3 separate regions of the Mus musculus genome follow, and all the other regions are linked to region 1. Evidence: chromatin loops called from intact Hi-C (ENCODE). Cell type or tissue: left cerebral cortex. All regions are shown on one strand. Region 1 holds the start of Gm31469 (a long non-coding RNA gene). Region 2 overlaps B230323A14Rik (RIKEN cDNA B230323A14 gene). Region 3 overlaps Foxb1 (forkhead box B1).

The links. Peaks named below come from ENCODE experiments on the same cell type or tissue, not always from the same donor. Only the 100,000 strongest peaks of a DNase experiment are listed, where the experiment ranks them.
Region 2: a loop joins it to region 1, with 2.7 times the contacts of the local background. A loop is called at or near these places in 5 of 42 quality-filtered maps.
Region 3: a loop joins it to region 1, with 2.8 times the contacts of the local background. A loop is called at or near these places in 7 of 42 quality-filtered maps.

What each region holds. Positions count from the first base shown.
Region 1 is chr9:69,670,802-69,673,301 of GRCm38, forward strand. Gm31469 (a long non-coding RNA gene) reads right to left here and starts at 1,831. Exons shown (of 3, transcript XR_379585.2): 1 at 1,783-1,831; 2 at 941-987. In left cerebral cortex, a CTCF peak has its summit at 1,378 (motif pointing left); no DNase peak of the experiment used is centred here.
Region 2 is chr9:69,761,168-69,763,667 of GRCm38, forward strand. It overlaps B230323A14Rik (RIKEN cDNA B230323A14 gene), which reads left to right. Exons shown (of 5, transcript NR_040765.1): 1 at 1-45. Among named protein-coding and RNA genes, the nearest start is that of B230323A14Rik, 1.3 kb to the left of the region's middle. In left cerebral cortex, no CTCF peak of the experiment used is centred here; no DNase peak of the experiment used is centred here.
Region 3 is chr9:69,756,333-69,758,832 of GRCm38, forward strand. It overlaps Foxb1 (forkhead box B1), which reads right to left. Exons shown (of 2, transcript NM_022378.3): 2 at 1,378-2,500. Among named protein-coding and RNA genes, the nearest start is that of Foxb1, 3.4 kb to the right of the region's middle. In left cerebral cortex, no CTCF peak of the experiment used is centred here; no DNase peak of the experiment used is centred here.

The DNA of each region.
Region 1 (2,500 bases):
GCCGGCCGAGCCCCCTGGCTGGCTGCCTCACACCCGGGCTGGAGGGAACCAACCCGACGCACTGGACAGGGGAGGAGAGCATCCCTGTTCTGGGGGTGCTGGAGAACAGATGCTGCCTGCCCGGAGAAGCACGAAAAGGACACCCTCTAGTGCCTCATGCCTTTGAGGGTGGATGGGTTGCCAAGCCTCCCCTCCCCCACCAGCCGCCCCGCAGCCCTACCCACACAGCCCCTTCCTCAATCCCCAAACACCCTACTGACATGCAAATTATATTTTATGATTGATTGTATTTTAAGATCCCTTTAATATTGTTCTCCGAGGAGACACTTGCTGAAGAGAGGAGGGTAGGTGGAACTTTGGATCTTGGGCCGGAGAGTGAGAGTTCTTTAATCTTTCTCCATTCCCCCCACCCCCACCCCGGAGTCTTTCTAGGAATCAAACATTACCGTCTATACGCCATATAAAGCACTTCGTGTTTTTTATTTAATATGCGAGATTAACCAGGCAAACGCAGACAATTTAAGGCGAAAATTGCCAGCCTGTCAGTTCAACCTGTGCAAATGTGTGTGTGTGTGTGTGTGTGTGTGTGTGTGTGTCCGCGCGCGTGTGCGCGCGCGCGCCTAATTTGAAAGTGGCTAGTAGCCTTAATTTATCACTTCCCGAGTGTGGCTATTTATAAAATGTTATTAAATAATCCTTTTATAAGAAAGCACTTCTAAAAATTTTTACCTTATTCAGTTAGGGAAAAGTCTAAAATGAAACGAAAAGGAAGAGAAAAGCAAAACCAAACTAAACCAAACCAACCCCCCCCTAATGTCTAATTCGATGTGACTTCTGTTATTCCTTTTAAAATCAATTCATCTTAAAGTGGTCCTAGAGGTCTGGGAGCACCGTTAAGGATCTGATAAAATGGGTGAGCCTTTGTGTGATCAATACATACCGTTAGCTGGAAATGTTTTCGCGTTTTCCCACAAGGAATATAGGTCCCTGTGGGGGGAGGGGGGAAGAAGTTTCTGTTTTCAGTTAGTCCAGGAAGAGCTAAGGATTTGAAATGATAAATACTAACATCACACCATTCTAGTGATGGGGGGAGCACAATTTTGAGTGTTTAATGTCCTTGGGCTCTTGGGTTTGTCTTCTTTTAAATGCTCTTTTAAACTATCCAACGTGTTAAACCAAACCATCCACTGCTTTCTGTAACCAACATTAACTATGCTCGTGTGCTTCATTTTTTTAAAAGTTGTAAATGATTTTTATAAAGGTTTTTTAGGGGGGGTGAAGAGATGACTCAGCGGTTAAGCGCACTGGCTGCTCTTCCAGACAGAGATCCTGAGTTCAAATCCCAGCAACCACATGGTGGCTCACAACCATCTGTAACAGGATCTGATGCCCTCTTCTGGCATATAGGTGTACATGCAGATAGAGCACTCATACATTAAATATTTTTTTAAAAAAAGATTTAAAAAAAAATCAAAATAGGGTCTTGTTCTTCACCATAAGTTTATCCAATGAAATTTACAATAGAAAGAGGGTGAGTTCTGGGGGTGGGGGGTGGGAGTGAATAAACTCTCACTTAGGTGTCACAGGATTTTCTATCCCCCAAATACTACTTACAAATGCCTGCCCTGATCAGAGACCCTTAAACCTGAAGGTGAAACCCACTAAAATGACTGACATTAGTGGGTGAGGCAGTTAAGCCTTGAACAAGAACAGTGTGTCTTACTTGACTTGGTGACTGCTGTTGAGTTCACAACATTGGGGCCTGGGCTTTATTTCACTCACCAGTGTTGGATCTACAGCTGGCTTCTTTTTCTTACAGCTGTCTGGTCCTTGAATTGGAGAGTGCCTATGAGTCTTACCAACCAGCTTAGCTGTTCAACCCTAAAGAGCCTGAAAACTCCTTCAAAAGCCCTTGCAAGTTGACACAGGGAAAGAGAAAAAAGGGAAGACAACAAAAGAAAAGCATTATCCCACCCCCTAATTTAAAAAACCAACTTTCTCTCTTAGGTGACATCATTCCTGCCGGTGACTTAGTCTAGAGGAAGCACCCAGCTGCAACGGGTCCTTTCAGCATTGACCAACCTGTTGGCTGTCGCCACACCGTTTTGTAAAGCTCTTCGGTTCTGGTTTTCTAGACTCTTGTCCGGCCTGCTCCATCCATCACCCTGGTAATGACCCTCACCTATCATTCGTCTAGCTTGCCATTCACCTTAATTCCTCAACTACACCTAGCAATGGCCAACCACAGGGCCCCAGAAGGAAACCACAGCCCCTCTTCCCTTTTTCTGCCCTATCTACCACAGCCTGTAAACATATGCCACCTTCCCTGGTTGTTGAACTAGAGTCCTCCTCCCTGCAGGTCGTTTCTGGAATGAAACCTGAGAGACTGCTCTTTCCTTTGCCTGTCCTTCCTTCCTTCTCTGAGACTTACACAGTCTATCCCATAGTCAAGAGGTAGTGGGAATCCTGCCACAGAAATGCCACCCTTTCTGGAACAACG
Region 2 (2,500 bases), 90 kb after region 1:
CAATGGGAAGGTATGAGCGGAGCAGCGCGCGGAGCCGGCTGGCAGGTGACCACTCACTCTGAGCTATCTGCCGCGCCGGTGGTGTTTGACATGGAAATTGCTCGGCTGGGGTATTCTGTTTCCTTTGCTTTGTGTCGGGTTTGTATTGTTAGCTAACTTATAGCACAGGCTTTCTCCTGAAGGGCGACCTTTCTACTTTGGTTGCCACTGCGCGGGGTTGATTGGATGGGTTGTTCAAATGGAAACCTACCTCGCAATCCCACCCCCAGTCCTGCAAGAGGCAGGTAGAAATTTGTCTGTCGCTTTAAAAAGGTGGTAAAGTTAATAGACGCATATAGATAGATATATTTGGACAGCTGGGTGGATAAGTCCGTTTTGAATATATATATATTCAATATATATATATTGGTTGTGAGCCTAGCCTTTAACGGCTGAGCCATCTCTCCAGGCCAAGGTAAGTTTGGGGTTTTTGTTTTTTGTTTTTTGTTCTTTGAAAAGAATGGATGAATGTATTAGGTTCTGCTTTAATACGTTTTTCAGAGATTTAATGGGCACAAGGACGTTCAGGGTAAATTGAGGCAAGGCAGCGTGTGGGCCTGGGGAGGGCGGGAGTTTGTCCAATGTACGCTATGGCTTCCGGGTCTCCTTTTTCCAGGTGCTTGCGAAGTCTGAGGTTTCTTGGAAGTTAGCGGGTCAGCATTTTGCAGACCCCTCCCCCTTTTTACATGGGAATAGTTTCTTTAGAGTTTAGAACTCCATGAAAAGACAAACAGTGCCTGCTGAGACCAGCGAGGTTTTTTTTTTGGGGGGGGGGGGGGCACGTGGCACCAGGCCTGGAGAGAATAGCGGGCTCCTTCGAGTTCATATTTGCCTTGTGAGGATTAAATGAATCATTAGTATCATTATCATCATCATCTTCTTCTTCGTCGTCGCCGTCTTCATCAAACTGTTAGGGAATAAACCGCGACTCAACCCTTCGGCTTGCACGCAATGAGTACAAGCCAGGAGTTCCACGCTTTTCAGCGCTTTCCGGGGGCCTTTGTGGTTTTAAAAAGAACCCCATGCCACTAGGTTAAATACTTAATACCTACAGCCTAACAGAACTGTCTTTAAACTCCGAAAACCTCTTTTTCCTTTTTTCTTTCTTCCTCCCCCTCCCCCATAGGAGCAGACTGATAGTTGTAGTGTGACGTTTGTTACACTTTGAGTGACAGTAGAGCATTAGTCTGTGAATAGCAAGAAAACCTTTCAGCTTCCGAGCGCGCGCACACACACACATACACACACACACACACACACACACACACACACACACACACACACACACATCCCTACTCACATAACTTCATTAACCACAGTTTCGAAGCCGGTCAATAACTCACCAAAACGTAACTTAAACACGACGAATTTAGGAGATTAAACAATTTCATTAATATTGAAATGGCTCTGGCGCCTGGGCTGCTGCGCTTTAGATGCAAGCGCACGTTTTTCAATATTAACAGAGTGCTTGAAGGGAAGACTCAAGTCACCTTCTTAATTCGGGGGAAAAAATAACCAGGAGGAGGGAGGAGGTGCGAGCAGGGGGGTGGGGGTAGAAGCATTGACCCGTCTCTGGGGGCAAGGCTAGAACAGGGCAGATATGTGGATCTCCCTTCTCCAAAGATTAAATCAGTTGGACCCTAGGCCCAGTTTGGGCCAGAGGCAGCCCTACTGGACTGAGCTGCGCGCGCTACAACAACAAACTAAGGTTTGGTGGTGTTTCTGCGCGTGCCCGGGTTAGGCTCCAGGGCCTGCAGTGGGAGGAGCTGGGAGCGCAAAGGGGTGGGGAACCCGAGGGGTGTTTGAAGTGGGATGGAGTTCTGGTTCCTTGCCTTGCTTGCTCTAGATAGAGCTTCGGAGGCACTAAAGCAATCGCGGCTTTAAGCCAAGGTAGGATTGCTCCTGGGTGGAAAGGTGCCGGCTTGGAAGCCCTTGAGTATTTTACAGATTCCCTTTAGCAAACATGTGCAGGGGTTCATACCGAAATGCAAAGATGGATAAAATATTTATGGTGATTGCATCCCAGATGGTAAAAGACCATCGTCCCTACCTCCCCCCCCCCCAGCCCTACCCCCAATGGCAACCAGTAAGATACTTTTCTACCCGGTCTGGGTGAGGAATAGCGTAAGGTTTAACAATTGACATTTTGTTGTCCTGCAAAAGGGGTCTTTGTGTGGTTGTCGAAATCACTGCTCAGAGCAAACAGAAGATTAACTAAATTCTAAAAGTGAAAACGTTCACGGGGGGGGGGGGGACACGGACAAACCCAAAACAATCACTTTAACTTGGAATAAATCTTTGTTCATTTCCCTGGGGAAAGTTGTCACCACTGTGTCCATGCAGTATTACATGTAGGAATTGATGTTTGCCGAATTTTCAGTCTCATTACTTTTGAGAAGGAAGCTGAGGCTCACTGCCCATGTTTAGGGTTAATCAAGTAAACAGAACTTAATCACTTAAG
Region 3 (2,500 bases), 86 kb after region 1:
AATCAGGTGAGATCAGATTATTACAGACACTGTCTTAATTTTCAGTTTCCAAGCTACTGAAAATATATTTAGCTCCTTCCCTCCTTCCTTTTAAATGATTTCTAGTTGAGAACTAAGTCTCTTAACCAAGGGTGGCCAAGTTTTCCAGGCTTCCTCCGGCTGATCTTGTTGATATAATTGTGAATTAGGTTTGATGAATGAGTTTAGTTGTCCGCTGTCTGACTGGCTTTCGAAGCTTCATGCATTTTAATCAGCCCAGTGATTCATTTATTTTCCACTTGTGTGTGTGTGTGTGTGTGTGTGTGTGTGTGTATGCTGTGTGGAGGATCCTTTTCTTTCAAAAATAGAGTAGTCACAACAGAATTAATTATGCTTTGCATTAATCCTAAATATTTTTCCAGGTAGCTCACTAATTACATGACAGTGACAGGTGCTAAGGGTCTCCTTATGGAGGCTTCACTGAGGTTTCCATGTGTCTTTGGGGGCTTTCTCTGTGTTGCACAAGGCCCCCTTGTTTAATCATTTACACAGTAAAGTGTTAATCACCATTTAAGTTTCTCTTTGTGTTGTAACTTCTTCAGCTGAATACACATATCACTCTGGAAATATTGTGACCTCCTTCAACCAAGTGTCAATTAGACTTGAACCATAAATTCTTGGCAGGTTTTTAATTCTTTGAAAAAAAAAACCTCCCAAAAAACCAAAAAACAAAAACAAAAAAAACCAGAAAATCAAAAGAAAGCAACTACTTAGAGACAGCCATTTAAAGACTTGGAAAAAAATGCATTTGCAGGCTTGAAAAATAAATGCATCCTGTAACTCCCCGCCACCCAGAGAAACGGCTGGAAAAAAAAAAATCTACTCAATGCAAAGTGAACAGGTTACTTGACCTGTACAGTGAACCTGTAGGTGATTTCTGAAAGAAAGAAAATGCCAACAACTACAGTAATCTAAAGAATGAAGGATTCCTCCAAGTCAGAAGCGTCAAAATAAGGACTGAGTAAGCCACCCTGAGAGTACTTGGGAAATTCCGAACCTCCTGTGTGTAAGTGCAAAGTCATAGAAGGCATGCTTAGAACAGACAAAACCGCACAGGAAGTAGTGCAGTTGTGTAGTGTCTTTCCTTCAGCGCTGCACCTGTGCCTGGGGTTTGCATCTGAAATACTTGGCCTCAAGTCTCCCCCCTGTGCACAAATGTCTTTCATGCTCCCCTGAGAACAATCCCTCCCACACCTGCAAGTGCATAGGAAGTTTCCCTGCTTTCACAACAGGATTTGAAAAAGGCAAAATACCCAAACCATGTGTTTGCAGAGACTGTTGCTACCACCTTTTGTCCCTTGTAGCAACTCTTCAAAAACACACAAAAACTTAACGAAATTCGAATTTACATATTTTAATGAGAAAATATTATTTAGACTAGGTCATAATTTAATGTAGACACCTTTTAAAACTCTGTCTTAAAATGGGCATGCTGAGAACAAGGACATCAATATTTAAAATGCCATGCGAATTCTGTGCAGAGAGGAAGAAAAATAAAAGGGATTTTTTTTTCACAGCTTGAACAACACTACAATTTCTTTTTTAAATTAAGCAGGTCACAATGGAACAACTATTGGGTTGTTCTTTGTTTGTTTGTTTGTTTGTTTGTTTTCTGTCAATTACCTAGAATGCTAAAAGGAACATACCAAACCAAAGTGCATTTTACACAGTGTAAATCATTCCTATTTACAACTCTTTGCAGCCCTTTAGCTTCACGGAAAAGTTCTTTTAACAGAAAGATCTGTCCAGAGGACATCTCTGCTGACACCCCCTTCCCCTTCCCAGTCGGCTCATCTACACACTTCCCCACTCGCCCTAGGATTTCTCCCTCGGGCTTAGTTTACGTTCCTTTCTTTCTTTTTTCTTTTCTTTTTCCTTTTCCTTTCTTTTCTCTTTCATCAAAATAAATAGCTAAAAAGGTCTCTAAATAGTAAGAAAGTTAACATCCCAATTAACTTCCCCCATTCTCCCCCTACCTCCTTCCCACCCCCAAAGCTGGCCAGAAGAGCAAACATTCACATGACAACAGGTAATTGTAAAGAGGACTCTACCCCCTCGCCCCTAGCCTGGCAGATTTTCAAGTTCACTGTTTACATTTTTTTTTAAACCGCGCGCTTTGTAAACAATAACGGTGACTTTTAGCTGTGTTTTGCTTGTGTGTAGGACAAGCATCCTCCGGAGTTTTAGCAGCCTCCCTCCTCACTCCCAGCTAAGGGAGCTTCTGGCCGGAAACAAAACCCAGAAGGGGAAAAAAATCTTTAGAAGCCCGGGAGGCAGAGCCGCAGCCGGGGAAAGTAGCGGTCCGCCCATCCCGGCCTGATGGGCGGAGGCGATCCCTTTGGAGGATCAGTGAGTTGGTCTTGTGGCCACAGATTTTCAGGACCTAAGAAGATCCGGCCCTCTTAGTGCGGCTGCAGCCTCGGCGGGCTTCTGCTCCCGGGCAGTGTCTCTGGTCTTGAAA